Linked DNA regions of Homo sapiens: regions 2 and 3 are each linked to region 1. Evidence: chromatin loops called from intact Hi-C (ENCODE). Cell type or tissue: Caco-2. All regions are shown on one strand. Each heading gives the region's core, and the rest is flanking DNA. Links, peaks and the distances in the headings are about the cores only. Region 1 has its middle 67 kb from the start of SLC7A3. Region 2 overlaps MED12 (mediator complex subunit 12). Region 3 holds the start of LOC124905198 (a long non-coding RNA gene).

The links. Hi-C counts contacts between places; a loop is a spot of excess contacts. Peaks named below come from ENCODE experiments on the same cell type or tissue, not always from the same donor. Only the 100,000 strongest peaks of a DNase experiment are listed, where the experiment ranks them.
Region 2: it touches region 1 in a loop (17-fold over the local background); 13 of 110 quality-filtered maps call a loop at or near these places.
Region 3: it touches region 1 in a loop (13-fold over the local background); 2 of 110 quality-filtered maps call a loop at or near these places.

Annotation. Positions count from the first base shown.
Region 1 is chrX:70,994,545-71,002,276 of GRCh38, forward strand. No RefSeq gene overlaps it. Among named protein-coding and RNA genes, the nearest start is that of SLC7A3, 67 kb to the left of the region's middle. In Caco-2, for the core only: no CTCF peak of the experiment used is centred there; a DNase peak (open chromatin) is centred at 4,107.
Region 2 is chrX:71,126,546-71,131,545 of GRCh38, forward strand. MED12 (mediator complex subunit 12) reads left to right here. Exons shown (of 45, transcript NM_005120.3): 20 at 424-587; 21 at 791-922; 22 at 1,348-1,575; 23 at 1,751-1,895; 24 at 2,053-2,173; 25 at 2,569-2,670; 26 at 2,771-2,884; 27 at 3,135-3,310; 28 at 3,490-3,669. Among named protein-coding and RNA genes, the nearest start is that of MED12, 10 kb to the left of the region's middle. In Caco-2, for the core only: a CTCF peak has its summit at 2,828 (motif pointing left); a DNase peak (open chromatin) is centred at 2,816.
Region 3 is chrX:71,343,284-71,351,015 of GRCh38, forward strand. LOC124905198 (a long non-coding RNA gene) reads left to right here and starts at 4,681. Exons shown (of 3, transcript XR_007068263.1): 1 at 4,681-5,386; 2 at 6,843-6,960. In Caco-2, for the core only: no CTCF peak of the experiment used is centred there; no DNase peak of the experiment used is centred there.

The DNA.
Region 1 (7,732 bases), core at 1,285-6,284:
CTCAGCCTCCTGAGTAGCTGGGTTTACAGACGTGCAGCAACACGCCCAGCTAATTTTTGTATTTTTAGTAGAGATGGGGTTTCACCGTGTTGGCCGCGCTGGTCTCAAACTCCTGGCCTCATGTGATCCACCCGCCTCATCCTCCCAAAGTGCTGGGATTACAGGCGTGAGCCACCATGCCTGGCCTTCTTGAGAATTTTTACGTTAACGTTCATCAGGGATACTGGCCTGTAGTTTTCTTTTTCTGAAGTGTCTTTGTCTGGTTTTGGTATCAGGGTAATACTGGCCTTGTAGAGTGTGTTTGAAAATATTCCCTCCTCCTCTGTTATTCAGAATAGTTTGAATAGGATTGGTATTAGTTCTTCTTAAAATGTTTGGTAAAATTCAGCAGTGAAGCCATTGGGCCCCAGGATTATCTTTGCTGGGAGACTTAGTATTATAGCTTCGATCTCATTACTTGTTATTGGTGTGTTCAAGTTTTGGATTTCTTCATGGTTCAATCTTGGGAAGGTGTATATGTCTAGGAATTTATTCATTTCTTCAAGGTTTTCTAACTTATTGGCATATAGTTGCTCATAGTGGCCTCTAATGATCCTTTGAATTTCTGCAGTATCAGTTGTAAAGTCTCCCTTTTCATCTGTGATTTTATTTATTTGGATAATCTCTCTTCTGTTCTTAGTCTGACTAAAGGTTTGTCAATATTGTTTATCTTTTCCAAAAAATACACAACTTTTCATTTCATCAATCTTTTGTATTGTTTTATTTGTTTCAATTTCACTTATTTCTGCTCTGATCATTACTATCTATTTTCTTCTACTAATTTTGGGGTTGTTTTTTCTTGTTTTTCTAGTTTTTCTAGTTCTGTCTCATGCATCATTAGGTTCTATTCTTCAAATAAACCACCTAATGATGCATGTTAAAGAACTAGAAAAGTTCATTTAGGTTGTTTATCTCTTCAACTAGAACTAGGTTGAAGTTTTTTCTAGGTTGGTGCAAAAGTAATTGCGGTTTTTGCCATTGAAAGTGAAAACCATTACTTTTTGCCATTATGTTCAATGGCAAAAACCGCGATTACTTTTGCATCAACCTAATACTTTTTTGACGTAGGTGCTTATAGCTATAAACTTCCCTCTTAGTACTGCTTTCACTGCGTCCCATAGGTTTGGGTATGTTGTGCTTCCATTATCATTTGTTTCAAGAAATTTTTCAGTTTTCTTCTCATTTTTTTTATTGGCCTACTTGTCATTTAAGTGCATGGTGTTTAATTTCCATGTGTTTGTATAGTTTCCAAAATTCCTCTTGTTATTGATTTCTAGTTTTATTCCACTGTGGTCAGAGAATGTACTTGACATAATTTTTTTTTAATGTTTTAAGACTTGTTTTGTGGCCTAACATATAGTCTATCCTTGAGGATGATCCATTTGCTGATGAGAAGATGTGTATTCTGCAGCCATTGGATGAAATGTTCTGTAAATATCTTTTAGATCAGTTTGCAGATCTTAATCTATAGTGCAGATTAAGTCCAATGTTTCTTTGTTGGTTTTCTGTCCAGATGATCTGTCCAATGCTAAAAGTGAGGTGTTGAAGTCTACAGCTATTATTGTATTAGGTTCTGTCTCTTTCTTTAGCTCTAATAATATTCCTTTTGTATATCAGGGTGCTCTGGTGTTGGATGCATATGTATTTAAAATTGTTATATCCTCTTGCTGAATTTATCATTATATAATGACCTTCTTTGTCTCTTTATATATAATGACCTTCTTTGTCTCTTTATATATATTTATATTTATATTATATAATGACCTTCTTTGTCTCTTTATAGTTTTTGTCTTGAAATCTATTTTGTCTGACAGAAGTACAGCTACTCCTTCTCCTTTTTTATTTCCATTGGCATGGAATATCTTTTTCCATCCCTTTATTTTCAGTCTATGTGTGTCTTTATAGGGGAAGTGTGCTTCTTGTAGGCAACAGATCATTGGGTCTTGCTTTTTTTTTATCCATTCAGCCACTCTGTGTCTTTTGATTGGAGAGTTGAGTCCATTTACATTCAATGTTATTATTAAACTGATGACAACTTAACACTAATTGCATGAACAAACAAGGTAACTAACAAACAAGCAAAGAGAAAACTAATAAAAACTCTACACTTTAACCTCATCCTCCAGCCTTATAACTTTTTGTTGTTTCTATTTATATTTTATTGTACTGTTTATGTCTTGAAAAGTTGTCATAGTTATTATTTTTGATCGGTTCATCTTTTAGTCTTTCTACTCAAGATATGAGTATTTATGCATTGCAATTACAATGTTATAATATTTTGTGTTTTTCTGTGTACTTACTGTTACCCGTGAGTTTTGTATTATACCTTCAGATGATTTCTTATTCCTCATTAGTATCCTTTTCTTTCAGACTGAAGAACTCCCTTTAGCATTTCTTGTAAGATAAGTCTGGTTTTGATGAAATCCCTCAGCTTTTGTTTGTCTGGAAAAGTCTTTATTTCTCCTTCATGTTTGAAGGATATTTTTGCCAGATGTACTATTTTAGGGTAAAAGTTTTTTCCTTCAGCACTTTAAATATGTCACGCCACTCTCTCCTGGCCTGTAAGGTTTCCACTGAAAAGTCTGCTGCTGGATATATTGGAGCTCCATTGTATGTTTTTTTTTCTTTCTTTTCTCTTGCTGCTTTTGGTATCTTTTATTTTTATTTTATTATTATTATTTTTTGAGGCAGAGGCTCCCTCTGTCACCCAGACAGAGGGAGTGCAGTGGCACAGTCTCAGCTCACTGCAACCTCCACCTCCCAGGTTCTAGCAATTCTCATGCTTCAGCCTCCTGAATAGCTGGGACTGCAGGGGGAGGGCACCATGCCTGGCTAATATTTTTTTTAATTTTTAGTAGAGACAGGGTTTCACCATGTTAGCCAGGCTGGTCTCGAACTCCTGGCCTCAAGTGACCCACCCACCTTGGCCTCCCAGAGTGTTGGGATTACAGGCATGAGCCACTGTGCCCAGCCTGGATCCTTTCTTATTCTTGACCTTCGGAAGTTTGATTATTAAATCATAGTCTTATTTCAGTTCAATCTACTTGCTGTTCTATAACTCTCTTGAATTCAAGTATTGATAACTTTCTCTAGGTTTGGGAAGTTCTCTGTTATTGTCCCTTTAAATAAACTTTCCACCCCTATCTCTCTCTCCCATCTCTTTATGGCCAATAACTCTTAGACTTGCCCTTTTGAGGCTATTTTCTAGATCTTGTAAGAGTGCTTCATTCTTTTTTATTATTTTTTCTTTGGTCTCCTCTGACTGTGGGTTTTTTTTTCCAAGGTCTTGCTCTTTCACCCAGGCTGTCGTGCAGTGGCACAATCATAGCTCATTGCAGCCTTGAACTCCTAGATTCAAGTGATCCTCCTGCCTCAGCCTCCTGAGTAGCTAAGACTACAGGCACACATGCCACCATACCCAGCTAATTAAAAAAAAATTTTTTATAGAAATGATGCCTTGTTATGTTGCCCAGGCTGGTCTTAAACTCCTGGGCTCAAGTGATCCTCCTGCTTCAGCCTCCCGAAGTGCTGGGATTACAGACATAAGCTACTATGCCTGGCCATGTATTTTCAAATGGCCTGTCTTCAAGCTCATTAATTCTTTCTTCTGCTTGATCAATTCTGCAATTAAGAAACTCTGATTCATTCTTCAGTGTGTCAATTACATTTTTTAACACCAGAATTTCTGCTTGATACTTTTTAATTATTTAAATCTCTGTGTTAAATTTATCTGATAGGATTCTGAATTCCTTATCTGTGTTATCTTGAATTTTCTTGAGTTTCTTCAAAACAGCTATTTCAAATTCTCTGTCCGAAAGATCACATATCTCTGTCTCTCCAGGCTTGGTCCTTGGTGCCTTATTTAGTTCATTTGGGAAGATCATGTTTTCCTAAATGGTCTTCGTGCTTGTGCATGTTCGTCAGTGTCTAAGTATTGAAATGTTAGGTGTTTAGTAGTCTTTGTAGTCTGGGCTTGTTCATACCCGTCCTTCTTGGGAAACTTTCCAGGTATTCGAAGGGACTTTGGGTGTTGTGATCTAAGTTTTTGGTCACTGTAGTCACATCTACGTTAGGGGGCACCCCAAGCTCAGTAACACTGTGGCTCTTGCAGACTCATTGAGGTACTGCCTTGGTGGTCTTGGATCAGATCCGAAAGAATTCTCTGGATTACCAGACAGAAACTTTTTTTCTCTGCCCTTACTTTTACCCAAACAAACAGAGTCTCTCTCTCTCTCTCTCTTCTCTCTCTCTCTCTCTCTCTCTCTCTGTCTCTGTGCCGAGATGCCTGCAGCTGAGGGAGGGCAGAAATGCTTTTTTAAGTTACCACCCAGTTCTAAAGTTGCACTTTGATTAACTTGGTTATTTCCTATGTTTTCATTAGCAACACAGTTGTAAACCACTTCTCCACATAGTTAATCTCATCTCTTAAATGACAGTTATTATTAAAATTTCAATGAGTAATTCTTTTTCTGAGTTCTTAGTTTCCTATATACTTATTACAGCATTAATCATGTTACCTGACAATACCTACTCACTAATCAATTCCCAGTGAGAATTGTTAGACACTTATATCCAGTAGCAAGAAAGAAAAAAATTAAAATCCTTAAGACAAATAGTTAGGGATATGCTTTCAAATCTGGGATGTACAGTAATTGAAAGTGTGAGCCTCCTTGGCAACTCCCAGAGGACATACATTAACAGTAATCAATCCACTGTGTGGCTTGTTACATAAGTACTATAGAAGCCTTGGGAACATTTGGAATCTGACAGAAGCCTTATGGAAGTGGTTCCATGGGGGTTGGCTATTTGCATATTTTCCTCCTATTACAGATAAGGGAAAAAAGACTGAAAGAATATATACCAAAATGTTAATATTGATTATTCCTGGGGAGTAGGGCTGCCAGTTTTCTTTTATTTTTTATCTGTATTATCTAAAATTTCTAAAATAAATATAACTATTATAAGAAAATTCCAAATAATAAAAGTCCAAAAAGATGGTTTGTTTTAACAGTAAGTAAGCTGAGTTGCATTTTCTACCATCTGTTTCAGTCAGGGAAATGAATAACATCTTCTAGGGCAAAGTAACAGGGTAAATGGAGACCCAGAGAAAGACTGATTGTTCTCTATGATAAGCATTCTCTAGAACATAAAAGGAAGTAATGAACAGGACTCCAAGCTTTGTTCTTTTGTGTCTCACTCCCTCTCGATTCTTCTCTGGCTTTGTTCCACACTCTGAACATCCTAAATCAACTTACAAGTGGTGGTCACCAAAAGAATCTACAAGGAAGATTGTCTCTCTAGACTCTGATTCCATCAAATATCCCCTTTCTCTTCTATTTTCCACATTTTCTTATATACCTACAGACAGGCTTAACGTTTCCCCATTCTAAAACAAAGTTAAAACACTATTTCTCCCCTATCTCGTTACAAACTACCATCCTTTCTACCTCCTTCCTTTCATAGCCAGATTTCTGGAACAATTAATCTACAACCACTGTCCTTTCGCCCTGTCCATTTGTTCAATTTGCTGCAGTCTGCCTTCTGCCGTGACTCCAACAAACTTTAAAGGAAAGCTTCCTAGTTGCTGAACTTATTGGCCCATATTTATACAGCCTAAGGCGATTGGTTGCTCTTATTTCCCAGAAGTTCTTCTTGGCCTCTGGGAAGAAAGGAGTGAAATGGGAAGAAATGACACTACTGTCTCTTCATTTTTTTTTCTTACCTTTCCCTTTCAGACTTCCCTCTTCTGTTCAACACTTATTCATTGGGATTCCCTAGGGTTATGTCCTAGTCTCTTATCTTCTTACACCACCTGGAACAAAGTTTATCTACTTACACAGCTTCAACTATCATCTATACAATGACAGATTGCAAAATTTTTTTTACAGTTAAATCTAAGTTGCTTTATTCTTTTTTTTTTTTATATATATACTTTAAGTTTTAGGGTACATGTGCACAATGTGCAGGTTAGTTACATATGTATACATGTGCCATGCTGGTGTGCTGCACCCATTAACTCGTCATTTAACATTAGGTATATCTCCTAATGCTATCCCTCCCCTCTCCCCCGACCCCACAACAGTCCCCAGAGTGTGATGTTCCCCTTCCTGTGTCCATGTGTTCTCATTGTTCAATTCCCATCTATGAGTGAGAACATGCAGTGTTTGGTTTTTTGTCCTTGCGATAGTTTACTGAGAATGATGATTTCCAATTTCATCCATGGAAATTTTTAATAATAGCCTCGAACTCTTGCTTAAGCTCTAGATTTGTATTTCCAAATTACAATTAAGCATCTTTACCTACAGGTTACAAAGAGGTACCCTAAGCTCCACTAGTCTAAAATCAGACTTACCTTCTCTACTGCCACAATTTACTAAATTCTTGAATTACATTCTCATTCACAATCGCAAGCCATGTTCCTAAGCTAGAAGCTTTTGCTTTTGCCTTAATTATCCCTTCTCCCTAACGCTGCACATCTAATCAATCAGCATACAGTCCTGTTGATTTTAACTCATAAATATCATTCTGTCAAGCCTAGCCTTTCCCCCATACTGCCTCGATCTTGGTTCAGACTCTCATAATGTCCAGCTTGGACTATTACGTCTGCTAAGTAGTCCTGCCACCAATCTCTCTCCATTCTACACCTGTTCAACTTCCACACTACTTTCGAAATGATCTTTACAAAACAAAACTCACTCTTTTGACTCCTCGGTGCCTACAGGATAAAACACAACTCCTTGGTCTAGCATGTTAGGATTCAGTCCAGGTTGTTAGCCTCACGCTCTACTCCACCCCCAAACTCCTGCATGCTAAGCTTCTCACCATTCCACAAACACAGCAGGCCCTATAATGTCTCCATGTCTTCACACATTGTATCCTGTCCTCTTAGAATGTCCTTTTCTTTCTTCCTCACCTGACAATGTCCTACTCATCCTTTAGTATGTGTCTTCTTGGGAAAGACAAACTAGCTATTATTTATCAAGGAGTTTTGCTAAACAATTTATGTTCATTAGCTTATTTTAATCCTCAATCAATTCTATAACTACTATTATCATTTTACAGATGAAAAAGCTGAGATTTAAAGGGGCTAAATAGCATTGTCATCTAGTAAATGGTGGGATTTAAATATAGGTCTTCAAAACCTGAACTTTTAACCACTATGCTACAGGCAATGTGTATTAAACATAGTTGATTGTTCTGTTCTCTGTGTTCCCATAGCACTCTGTTCACCACTCTGCAATGGCAGTTACCACACTAGAATGTAATATTTCTGTTTACACAATATCATCCCCCACTAGATGTAAGATACATGGTGATAGAAATAAAATATTGCAGCCGGGCATGGTGGTGTGTGCCTGTAGTCCCAGCTACTCGGGAGGCTGAGGTGGGAGGACTGCTTGAGCCTAGGAGTTCGAGTCTGTAGTGAGCTATGATGGTGCCCCTGCACTCCAGCCTGGGCAATAAGAGTGAGATTGGTCTCAAAAGAAAGAAAGAGAGGAAGGAAGGAAGGAAGGAAGGAAGGGAGGGAGGGAGGGAGGGAGGGAGGGAGGGAGGGAAGAAAGAAAGAAAGAAAAGAAGGAAGGAAAGAAGGAAGGAAGAAAGAAAGAAAAGAAGGAAGGAAAGAAGGAAGGAAGGAAAAGAAAGAAGAAAGGAAGAAAGAAAGAAAGAAAGAAAAGAAAGACTTAACCAATCT
Region 2 (5,000 bases), core at 1-5,000, 130 kb after region 1:
GGTCATAAGGACAGGCGTAGAGGCTCCAGCCAGTTTCCCAAGCTATTTGAAGGGGCAGAAAGACTAGCATGGGGGGAGTGGAACATGAGCTAAGACTGCAGGAATAGAGACTTAAGTGCTCCCTGGGGAGGCCAAGAGGCAGATTAGAGCATTGGGCACAGACCATCCTCCCACTGTGGAGTTCATAGAACTGTATCCTGGACACTGGTTAGAGGTGTTGTTGATAGAATAAACTATCAACAATAAACTATCAATAGAGGTGTTGTTGATAGACTGTGGCATAGGGTAACGAGCCCTTCTATCCTGTGGTGGCTCCAGCAGGAAGGGGCTCAGGCCCAGCCTTGCCAGCGTCCCCACAGGAAGGTGGTTTCTATGTAACACAAGGGGCCTCTTTGCATTTCTCACCCCCGTTTACTCTGCTAGCTGCTGAATGAACTGAGTGTAGTTGAGGCTGAGCTGCTTCTCAAATCCTCGGATCTGGTGGGCAGCTACACTACTAGCCTGTGCCTGTGCATCGTGGCTGTCCTGCGGCACTATCATGCCTGCCTCATCCTCAACCAGGACCAGATGGCACAGGTCTTTGAGGGGTAAGCAGAGCTTCGGAATAACTGAAACAAAGCTCTGGCGAATGCCGGTGGAAGTGGCCTGGGAAGAGCATGCACTTCCTCACACTCTGGGGAAGCACCTGCTGCTCAGGTGGGAAAAGAATGGTATTTCCCAGAGGCTTGAATCTGTTTGGAGGAGCCCGCATACCATCTGCTGACCCTCCCAACCTTGCTTCTTCATGCAGGCTGTGTGGCGTCGTGAAGCATGGGATGAACCGGTCCGATGGCTCCTCTGCAGAGCGCTGTATCCTTGCTTATCTCTATGATCTGTACACCTCCTGTAGCCATTTAAAGAACAAATTTGGGGAGCTCTTCAGGTAAGAGAGGTGGAAGGTAAGGGGTAGCGAGTGGGACCTACTCCCTTCTTCCCATGACCACCCAACTCAGGAGGAGAGGATGGCCCGGGACCCTGCTGCCTGTCTAGGGTCATTTGTGGACTGTGTCCTCCACATACTGTTGTGTTACCAAGAGTGGGCCCTCTTCCTCAGCAGGCTTGCTCCCCGCCTATATCTGTGGGGCCCACCCTCTTCCCCCTTTTCCTCACTGCCTTCAGAGGCCCCAGTTCCTTATTCCCATGTGGTTCCTTTCCTGCCCAGTCTGTTTTGTCCCATCTCCCTTTTCTTGTCTCAAGATCCTTCATCCCTCACTTTCTCCTTTTTTTCTTTTCTCCCCTTTCCTGACCATCCCTCGACCTCAGCAGGCCTTCTTCAACACTACTATCTCCTTTCCTCCATCCCTGCAGCGACTTTTGCTCAAAGGTGAAGAACACCATCTACTGCAACGTGGAGCCATCGGAATCAAATATGCGCTGGGCACCTGAGTTCATGATCGACACTCTAGAGAACCCTGCAGCTCACACCTTCACCTACACGGGGCTAGGCAAGAGTCTTAGTGAGAACCCTGCTAACCGCTACAGCTTTGTCTGCAATGCCCTTATGCACGTCTGTGTGGGGCACCATGATCCCGATAGGTATGGGGTGTACTGAGTGAGGAAGGGCACCATGCCCCCATCTGAGATAGGGAGGGCTGAGGTACCCGGGAGGTACTACAACCTTGATTATTTAGTGGGGCAGAGATGAGAAGTTAATGGGTCTGAGGTTTTGTGGAGCAAGGTTTTTCCTGAGGGCATTTGTACTTTTCCCTAGGGTGAATGACATCGCAATCCTGTGTGCAGAGCTGACCGGCTATTGCAAGTCACTGAGTGCAGAATGGCTAGGAGTGCTTAAGGCCTTGTGCTGCTCCTCTAACAATGGCACTTGTGGTTTCAACGATCTCCTCTGCAATGTTGATGTGAGACTTGGGGTGGGGTTTTGCTAGTGGGGCAGTGACCAGGGCAGGGGGCTGGTTGTGATCCTCTGACCAGGGACAGAGTTCCGTAGAGTGGAGGCACACCGCTTTGAGTGGGCCTCCACACTGAGTCATGGTGTCTGTCTGTTTTTTCCTCCAGGTCAGTGACCTATCTTTTCATGACTCGCTGGCTACTTTTGTTGCCATCCTCATCGCTCGGCAGTGTTTGCTCCTGGAAGATCTGATTCGCTGTGCTGCCATCCCTTCACTCCTTAATGCTGGTGAACTACCAATCTGTAACCCCTAGCATTTCTAGACCTCAAATTTCAATACACACTGGACGGCCATCCTCTCATTGTTCACTGTGGGAGACCTTGCTGCGGCTCCCTGGCCTTCCTCAGAAGGCCAGTCCTTTGGTATGCTGAAGGCTAGAAGAAACCTGTTTTTTAGCCCTGGATTTGCAGCCCTGACCTTTCCAATTTCTGACCCTTCAACTGCGTAACAGTTCTCTGCTCTACCTCGCTTTCAATATTATCTTGCTTTTTCTCCTTTCACTTTACCTCATCTTCTCTCCCATGCCCCTGCCATACACTTGCATGCATGCAGGCACGCACACACATAAACCCACATACAGTTTAACTTCATCCCTTCCAGATCTGTTTTGTCTTCCTTTTAGCTTGTAGTGAACAGGACTCTGAGCCAGGGGCCCGGCTTACCTGCCGCATCCTCCTTCACCTTTTCAAGACACCGCAGCTCAATCCTTGCCAGTCTGATGGAAGTAAGTGACCCTGATCTGAACCAGCCAACAGTAGAAAGTGTGGTTCCCCTGCCTCCGTGGATTCTACTTTTGCTTCCCCTGACTTCATCGCCTTCCCCAGACAAGCCTACAGTAGGAATCCGCTCCTCCTGCGACCGCCACCTGCTGGCTGCCTCCCAGAACCGCATCGTGGATGGAGCCGTGTTTGCTGTTCTCAAGGCTGTGTTTGTACTTGGTACGGGGGTAGGAAGGGAGTGGTGCCAGAAGTGTGTATAGGGTGGAGTGCCAGCTAAACTACAAGGGACAGTCTTTCTCCCTTCTGAAGGTGGTCTCTCTGACCTTTGGGGAGGAGGGGAGGGAGAGAAGTATATTTCTGTCCCATAGGGCAGGATTTGGGGTGTTTCTACCTCTGTGGGCCCAGGGTGGGTCTCCACACGTGTTCCAATCTCACTCTGCCCTCCCTATCTCCCACCCGTGAACCACAGGGGATGCGGAACTGAAAGGTTCAGGCTTCACTGTGACAGGAGGAACAGAAGAACTTCCAGAGGAGGAGGGAGGAGGTGGCAGTGGTGGTCGGAGGCAGGGTGGCCGCAACATCTCTGTGGAGACAGCCAGTCTGGATGTCTATGCCAAGTACGTGCTGCGCAGCATCTGCCAACAGGTCAGTTTCACCTTCCTCCCACACCTCCTAAATGCCTCTGTGTAATATAGTTCTGTTTCCAGCCCATGATCACACCAGCTCCCTACTATACATTGTGTTCCTTAACAACTCCAGCCCATCCCCCATATTCCTAACCCCCTCACTGGTTGTTCCCAGTCCCTGATTGTCAGCTTCCTCAGGAATGGGTAGGAGAACGTTGCCTTAAGTCTCTGTGTGAGGACAGCAATGACCTGCAAGACCCAGTGTTGAGTAGTGCCCAGGCGCAGCGCCTCATGCAGCTCATTTGCTATCCACATCGACTGCTGGACAATGAGGATGGGGAAAACCCCCAGCGGCAGCGCATAAAGCGCATTCTCCAGGTAGGCCAAGGCCGTGGGGGCTGTGGAGGAAGCAGTGGGCCCAATCTGGGGAGAAACAATAGGAACCTTGAGAAAAGGAGAGGGGCAGTTAAGTAGAGAGGAAGACAAACAAGGATATAGGGGAGGGGAGAGGTAGCGAGAGAAACAGCTCCAGCATGGGCTGAGGAGTAAGTCCAGTAGGGTCTAGACTCCAGTGTAAGAGTATTAGGTGAGGGCATAGCTATCTGGAGTGAATCTAGCTTATCAATGGGAAGCATAGCATCTGGGAGGCCTAGGTGTGGGCCGTGTATATTTGGCATTTTGGCCATGGCTCAGGAACTGAATAGTAATAGCTACTACTTGCTGAGCATGTGCTTTGTGCCAGGTACTGTGCTAGGCACTCTGCACACATTTCCTCATTTAATCTTTATGACCCTATGAAGTAGGTGAGCCTCCCTGTTTGACCGATGAGGAAACTGAGGCTTGAAGAGGTTAAGTAACTTGTCTAACGTCACATAGCCCATAAGTTTAGAGTCAATATGTGAACCCAGACATGTCTGTGCACTTTCCTCTTCACATTGCTTCACACCTTCAGATGACCAGAGAGTGGAAAAATAAAGCCGTTGAGGAAAAGCTAAAGGAATAAGGTCTCTTCAGCCCAGAAGAGATAGTGTTGAAGAGAGATTAGCTAACAGTAGCCTTCTGGTCTCTACAGGACTTTGAGAGATTGTCTTATAAAGGTTCTGTCAGGGACTTTGAGCAGCTGGTCTAAAACAAGAGAAGCAGGCTTCAACTTTAACATCAAGGGTTTCAAGGTTAAGCATTAAGCAGAACTTCCTGATACGAAGGGATGGGAAAGATGTGAAATCTTTCCTGAACTATTTTAAAAATTGGAAAGATTTTCAACTAGTTTGGACTATTTAAATGTAGTCTTTTTTTTTTTTTTTTTTTTGAGACGGAGTCTCGCTCTTGTCGCTCAGGCTGGAGTACAGTGGTGCGATCTCGGCTCACTGCAACCTCTGCCTCCCAAGTTCAAACAATTCTCCTGCCTCAGCCTCCTGAGTAACTGGGATTACAGGTCGCCCATCACCACGCCCAGCTAATTTTTGTATTTTTAGTAGAGATGGGGTTTTGCCATGTTGGCCAGGCTGGTCTTGAACTCCTGACCTCAGGTGATCCGCCTGTCTCAGCCTCCCTAAATGTAGTCTTTCTTAAAGATGGGGACATAGAGGTCCCTTTCAGACCTCCAGGAGTCTGTGATTCAATGTTGCAGGAGATCAGGAATTGGCCTCAGATTGTTGGGTAGCTGGGGGTAACACGATGATGACTAGCCTGGGTGTGGGGCCTCTATC
Region 3 (7,732 bases), core at 1,285-6,284, 350 kb after region 1:
TGGTTTCTGTCAAATTCTGTTTTTCCTGTGGTTGGGCCATACTTTCTTTTTTCTTTTTTTTTTCTTTGAGACGGAGTCTTGCTCTGTAGCCCAGGCTGGAGTGCAGTGGCACGATCTTGGCTCACTGCAGCCTCTGCCTCCCAGGCTCAAGCAATTCTTCTGCCTCAGCCTCCTGAGTAGCTGGGATTACAGGCATGCGCCACCATGTCCGGCTAATTTTTGTATTTTTAGTAGAGACGGGGTTTCACCATGTTGGTCAGGCTGGTCTCAAACTTCTGACCTCGTGATCCACCCACCTCGGCCTCCCAAAGTGCTGGGATCACAGGCGTGAGCCACCGCGCCCAGCCTTACTTTCTTGTTTATTTGTATGTTTTATAATTCATTTGAGAACTGGACATTTTAAGTATTATTTTGTAGTAACTCTGGAGATCTAAATCTCCTCCTCAGGGATTGCTGAATCTTGCTTGTTGAAGGCCAGAGCTATCTGTTTGTGACTTCCACAAACTAATTTTTGCAAATTGTATATTCCTTGTTGTGTGTCGCCACTAAAGTTTCTGTTCTGTTATCTCTGAGGTCAGTCGATGACCTGACAAAGATTTCCTTAAATTTCTGGCTCTCCTTATAAGGCTACCTTCTTTTGAAAAAAGAAAAGAAAAAAAATAAATAAAATTTCTGGCTTCTCAAAAGGGAAATGGCTATCAAGCTATGAAAAGACATGAAGGAAGCTTAAATGCAATTACTAACTGAAAGAAGCCAATCTGAAAAGGCTACATACTGGATGATTTCAACTATATGACATTCTGGAAAGGGCAAAACTATGGAGATGGTAGAAAGATCTGTGGTTGCCAGGGGTTGGGGGGAAGAGGGATGAATACGTGGAGTACAGAGGATTTTTAAGACAGGGAAACTATTCTGTATGATACCATAATAGTGAAAACATGTCATTATACATTTGTCAAAACCCATAGAATGTATAATACCAAGAGTGAACCTTAAAATAAACTACGGACTTTTGAATGATAGTAATGTGTCAGTGTAGGCTCAACAATTATTTATTCACTTACTTATTTTAATTTAATTTAATTTTATTTTATTTTCTGAGACAGAGTCTTGCTATGTCACCCAGGCTGGAGTTCAGTGGCGCGATCTCAGCTCACTGCAAGCTCCGCCTCCCGGGTTCACGCCATTCTGCTGCCTCAGCCTCCCCAGCAGCTGGGACTACAGGTGCCTGCCGCCACGCCCAGCTAATTTTTTTGTATTTTTAGTAGAGACGGGGTTTCACCGTGTTAGCCAGGATGGTCTCAATCTCCTGACCTCGTGATCCGCCCACCTCGGCCTCCCAAAGTGCTGGGATTACAGGTGTGAGCCACCGCGCCCAGCCTCATTTTATTTTTGAGACTGAGTTTCGCTCTTGTTGCCCAGGCTGGAGTGCAATGGCGCAATCTCGGCTAACAGCAACCTCTGCCTCTGGGTTCAAGCGATTCTCCTGCCTTAGCCTCCCGAGTAGCTGGGATTACAGGCATGCGCCACCACGCTCAGCCAATTTTGTATTTTTATTAGAGACGGGGTTTCTCCATGTTGGTCAGGCTGGTCTCGAACTCCCGACCTCAGGTGATCTGCCTGCCTCGGCCTCCCAAAGTGCTGGGATTATAGTCATGAGTCACCGCACCCGGCCAACAATTATTTATTTATTTATTTTTCCGATGGAGTCTCACTCTGTCACCCAGGCTGGAGTGCAGTGGCATGATCTTGGCTCACTGCAACCTCCAACTCCTGGGTTCAAGCGATTCTCGTGCCTTAGCCTCCCGAGTAGCTGGGATTACAGGTGCGTGCCACCATGCCCGGCTAATTTTTGTATTTTTAATGGAGACAGGGTTTACACCATGTTGGCCAGGCTAGTCTTGAACTCCTGACCTCAAGTGATCCACCCACCTCGGCTTCTAAAAGTGCTGGGATTACAGGCATGAGCCACCATGCCCAGTCAGCTCAACAATAGCACACTGTTCTTTGTTCTCTTTTTCCATTCTGATGCTAGAGTTTGATAGTAGGGGAGGTTGTGGGGTGCAGCACGGAATATATGGGAACTCTCTGTACTTTCCACTTGATTTTACTGTGAACTTAAAATTGCTCTAAAAAATAAAGTCTATTTTTGGTAGAAACAGGGTTTCATCGTGTTGCCCAGGCTAGTCTCAAACTCCTGAGCTCATGCAATCTGCCCACTTCAGCCTTGCAAAGTGCTGGAATTATTAGGCATGGGCCACTGTGCCCAACCTGGAAATATATTAATGTAAGGTTTGTTTTTTTTTTGAGGGAGTCTCGCTCTATTGCCCAGGCTGGAGTGCAGTGGCATGATCTCGGCTCACTGTAATCTCCACCTCCCAGGTTCAAGCGATTCTCCTGCCCCAGCCTCCCGAGTAGCTGGGACTACAGGCATGCACCACCACACCTGGCCAATTTTTGTATTTTTAGTAGAGATGGGGTTTTGCCATGTTGGCCAGGCTGGTCTCGCACTCCTGACCTCAGATGATCTGCCTGCCTCAGCCTACCAGTGTGCTGAGATTACAGGCGTGAGCAACCGCACCTGGCCTATTAATGTAAGGCTGTTACACTCTCTGTGAAATAGTATAATATTTGAAGGTAGATGGAGATAGGTTAAAAATGTCTCTATAAACCTGTAAGCAACCACTAAAACAAGGAGGAATAGCTAATAACCCAATATAGGAGATATAATGGAATAAAAGTAATATTGACTAATCCAAAAGAAGTCAGAAAAAGAGAACAAAGAGATGGGACGAATAAAAACAAGATGATAGACCCAAATCTAATTATATTAACAATCATTAAACTTAGATGTTCTTAACACCCTAATTACAGGGTAGAGATGATCAGATTGGGTAGAAAAGCAAGATTTGCCAGGTGCAGTGGTTCACACCTATAATTTCAGCACTTTGGGAGCTGAAGGCAGGTGTATTGCTTGAGCCCAGGAGTTCAAGACCAGCCTGGGCAACACAGAGACCTGTCTCTGCAAAAAGTAAAACTAGACAGGTGGCTGGGCACGGTGGCTCACGCCTGTAATCCTAGCACTTTGGGAGGCCGAGAAGAGCAGATCACCTGAGGTCAGGAATTTGAGACCAACCTGGCCAACATGGCGAAGCCCCCTCTCTACTAAAAATACAAACATTAGCCAGGTGTGGTGGCGCGTGCCTGTAGTCTCAGCTACTTAGGAGGCTGAGGCAGGAGAATCGCTTGAACCCGGGAGGTGGAGGTTGCAGTGAGCCGAGATTGCACCACTGCACTCCAGCCTGGATAACAGAGCGAGACTCTGTCTCAACAAAACAAAACAAAACATAACAAAACAAAACAGCAAAGACACAGGCCGCATGCATAATTCTAACACTTTGGGAGGCTGAGGTGGGCAGATCACTTGAGCCCAAGAGTTCGAGACCAGCCTGGGCAACATGGTGAAACCCTGTCTCTACAAAAAATACAAAAATTAGCTGGGCATGGTGGTGCTCGCCTGTAGTGGAGAGGCTGTGGTGGGAGGATCACCTGAGCCCAGGAGGTGGAGGCTGGGGTGAGCTGTGGTCATATCACTGCACTCCAGCCTAGGGACAGAGTGAGATTCTGTCTCAAAAAATAAATGAATAAAGAAATAAAATTAATTAAAAATTTTAAATTTATTTTAAAATTATAAAAACAATAAATAAAAATTAAAAATGTAATATACCAAAAACCACTGAATTGTAAATTTTAAATGGTGTATGAATTTATATCTCAGTAAAGCTGTACGATTCCATTTATATAAAACTCTTGGAAATTCAAACTAATGTACACTGATAGAAAGGAACTGTAATTCTCGCACTACCTCATTGTCTTTTTTTTTTTTTAAGATTATATTTGTTTTGGAGACTGGGCTCTCGCGATGTTGCCTAGGCTGGACTTGAACTCCTGGGCTCAAGCGATCCTCTCCCACTCAGCCTCCAGAGTAGCTGGGACTACAGGCGGGCACCACCACACTCGGTTTGTGTTTTTGTTTATCTTTTTAAGAATTATTTTATTAAAAAAAATTATTTTTTGGTTTGTTTGTTGAGACAGAGTTTCGTTCTTGTTGCCCAAGCTGGAGCGCAATGGTGCGATTTTGGCTCATTGCAAGTTCAAGTGATTCGCGTGCCTCAGTCTCCTGAGTAGCTGGGATTACAGGCATGCACCGCCACGCCTGGCTAATTTTGTATTTTTAGTACAGATGGGGTTTCACCATGTTGGTCAGGCTGGTCTCGAACTCCTGACCTCAGGTCATCGCACCTCTGTCTCCCAAAGTGTTGGGATTACAGGCGTGAGCCACCGCACCTGGCCTTTTTTTTTTTTTTTTTTTTTGAGATGGAGTTTTGCTCTTGTCACCCAGGCTGGAGTGCAATGGCATGATCTTGGCTCACTGCAACCTCGGCCTCCCGAGTTCAAGCGATTCTCCTGCCTCAGCCTCCCGAGCAGCTGGGATTATAGGCGCATGCCACTATACCCGGCTAATTTTTGTATTTTTAGTAGAGATGGGGTTTCATCATGTTGGTCAGGCTGGTCTCGAACTCCTGACCTCAGTTGATCCCCTCCCCCTCCCCCCATCGCCACCTCGGCCTCCCAAAGTGCTGAGATTACAGGCGTGAGCCATCGCGCCCACCCAAATTTTTTTTTTTTACCTCATTGTCTTTACTTACTTTTTTTTTTTCTCTCAAATACTTTCTCATGTCCGTGTCTCTTTAAGTTCATATTAGTCCAAAGGAGAAAATAGGACTTGGGGATCTGGGGAACACGGGGTGGTCTCACTTTGCCAAGGGAAAGATGAGGTTTGGGGGTTCCTGGGCTGAGTAACTCGTACTGAGGTCGCGATCTAAGTAGTCCTCGATTACCTGAAGATGTAGTGTAGAAGCCTGTGACTTACAGTGAGGCTGGCCCTAGAACTTCACTTCCCAGGAGGTTTCAGGCATCGAGTGGAGACTGTGTCCGACAGCGGAGTGGGACTTGGTCGCAGTTCGCAGAACCTGCCCAGCCCAACTCAAGACGCCCGGGAGGCTCTGGCGTTCGAATGGCTCTGGAGAACGATCGGATTGAGAACCCCCGAGCCAATCCCTAACTGCGATCTTCTCTCTCCGAGTCTCCCTATCCCCCAGGAGCTTGTTTTAGAGACGGTTGTCTTATGAGCCACTCCCTGGATGGAAGGGATTTGAGGATGGGGTGAGGTGTGTGTACGTCAGGGAGACTGAGCCAGCTTTCCTGTATGTGAATCTGATGGAGGGTACCTCTCTGTCCCAGCCTCACACGTCCATGTGAAGCCCCGGAATCAACTACCCTTGGTGGAGAAGGATGTGTGTGAAGTGTCAAACGGGCTTGTGGTGTAAGTTGATGGATCACTAGGCTTGCCTGTCCTTCATTTAAATTTCCAAGTGCAAGATAGTCTCCTCTGGCTCAGGGCTGGGGAGGGTTCAAGTGGCTTGCTTCATCTCGGAGTGTCCTAGAGTCTCTTTTAACCTGTCTTGAACCAAATAAGTCAGTCTCCCCTGATTCAGTAGATAAACTAAGTTGCAGAAAGTAGAGTAGATTAAAAATGGGGTCTTCTATTGAATTATTTGGGTTTCAGAAAGTTAGAGCCATTCAAGTGGATGTAAACTCAGACTTGTGGGAAGACGGTTGACACATGGAGAATGTGTTAGGAACAGTACCACTTTGAGCTGGACTCTTGTCTTGACTGTTGTTAGGACTTTCATATTGTGTGTCTAGCCCAGGAGACAGTTGACTGCCAGGCAGACTGTACCTGTGGAGAAGGATGCTTTAGGACAAGCTTGTCCAACCCGTGGCCCAACACAAATTTGTAAACTCTCTTAAAACAATATTTTTTTTGCAATTTTTTGTTTTTTTTAGCACATCAGAATCGTTAGTGTATTTTATGTTTGGCCCAAGACAATTCTTTTTCTTCCAATGTGCAGGAAAGCCAAAAGATATGGACACCACTGCTTTAGTAGATGAGGTTGGAAGACTTTTAAGACATTGTAATACCAGGGTTAGGAGTGAATGACTCACTCAGGGGCCTTCTGGGGTGCTGTCTCGACAGCTCCAGGCCTCTCCCAGTTTCCAATCCTTTAAGCATACCTAAAGATCTCTGATTTATTTGTTTGATTTATTTATTTATTTATTTATTTATTTATTTATTTATTTATTTCAGACAGGGTCTGGCTCTGTCACTCAGGTTGGAGTGTTGGCCAGGCTGGTCTTGAACTCCTGACTTCAAGTGATCTGCCCTCCTCAGCTTCCCAAACTGCTGGGATTACAGGCGTGAGCCACCGTGCCCGGCCTGTCCCTAAGAGTTTTACTCTGGTTCAGCAACTGCCTAAGTTGCACTGTTGTTCTGGAAGCAGTCACTTTGAGCAGAGGTGTTGGACACTGGATGATACCTAGAGGAAGCTGGGAAAATGAGTTGCACAGACAGTAATTGTTGTAGGAATTCAGAGGGGAAATACATTTATCCAGATCAGGAAAGTCAAAGAAGGCTATTCTCGAGGAAGGTGGTGATGACTGTGCCCCTCTTCTATCGACCTTGTGTGTTTGATCCTTATGCCTATTCCTAGATGGAAAAAGAACCGGCTGATGGTCAGTGAATACCCTGGGGTGGTTTCCTACCAGAGTTAAATTATGCTCTGGACTTATTTTAGCTGTGGAACCTGTGCTAAAGAAGACTTCTAGGTGGGAGGCCTCGCCACTCAGAATTGGCTCTGTGTGGGCAGAGAGCAACCCCTAGTGGGCTTGTGGAAAGCATACTCTGAAAGCCACGTTTCTTCTTTTTCTTTTTGAGACAGGGTCTCCATCTGTCATCCAGGCTGGAGTCCAATGGTGTGATCATAGCTCACTGCAGCCTCGATCTCCCAGGCTCAAGCAATCCTCCCACCTCAGCATCCCAAGTAGCTGGGACTACAGGTACGTGCCACCACGCCTGGCTAATTTTTTTTTATTTTTAGTGAGACAAAGTCTCACTATATTGCCCAGGCTGGCCTCAAACTTCTGAGCTCAAGGAATCCTCCCACCTCAGCCTCCCAAAATGCTGGGATTACAGGCATGAGCCACACACCCGGCTCACTTTTCTTTATTCTGACCAAAATGAGGTGTTGTGTTTGTTTTTGCCTATGATATGGGCCTAATGTAGACCTTAGCTAATGAGACAACAGAATGGGGGATGTCTCTATTTCCCCAAATCCTCAAGGTGAGAAATAAATTGATTCTCAATTTTTTTTCTGTAACCAAATATATATGATTATTTAATGCCCTTTCCTCTGTGCTCTGACACTTAAAGAAGTCACTGCTATAAGAATTAGGTCTGAAATTAGGGCAGTAGTTAAGAACCTACAGAAAGTAGAGTACTTCGGGACCTAAATTGAGGGCAAGGCATTGATGGGGTATTAATATGGGGGTATAAATATAGGAACTCATAATAAACAAGCTTCTTGGAGATCATCTCTGCCATATCATTTACTGTGAAATACTGATTCATGAAGAAATGGATGAGTATGGTGGCATTAAGACCTGTAGTTTTACTCACATAAGGTTGAAGGGGATGAGACTCCTGGTTTATCTAGCATTGTAACCATATTACAGAATTTTTGCCTTCTCCAGTAGTAGAATAGTAGAATTATTAAGAAGACATAGTAGCTTCTAACACTTAATGAGTACTGGCTATGTGAGAGAGACTAAT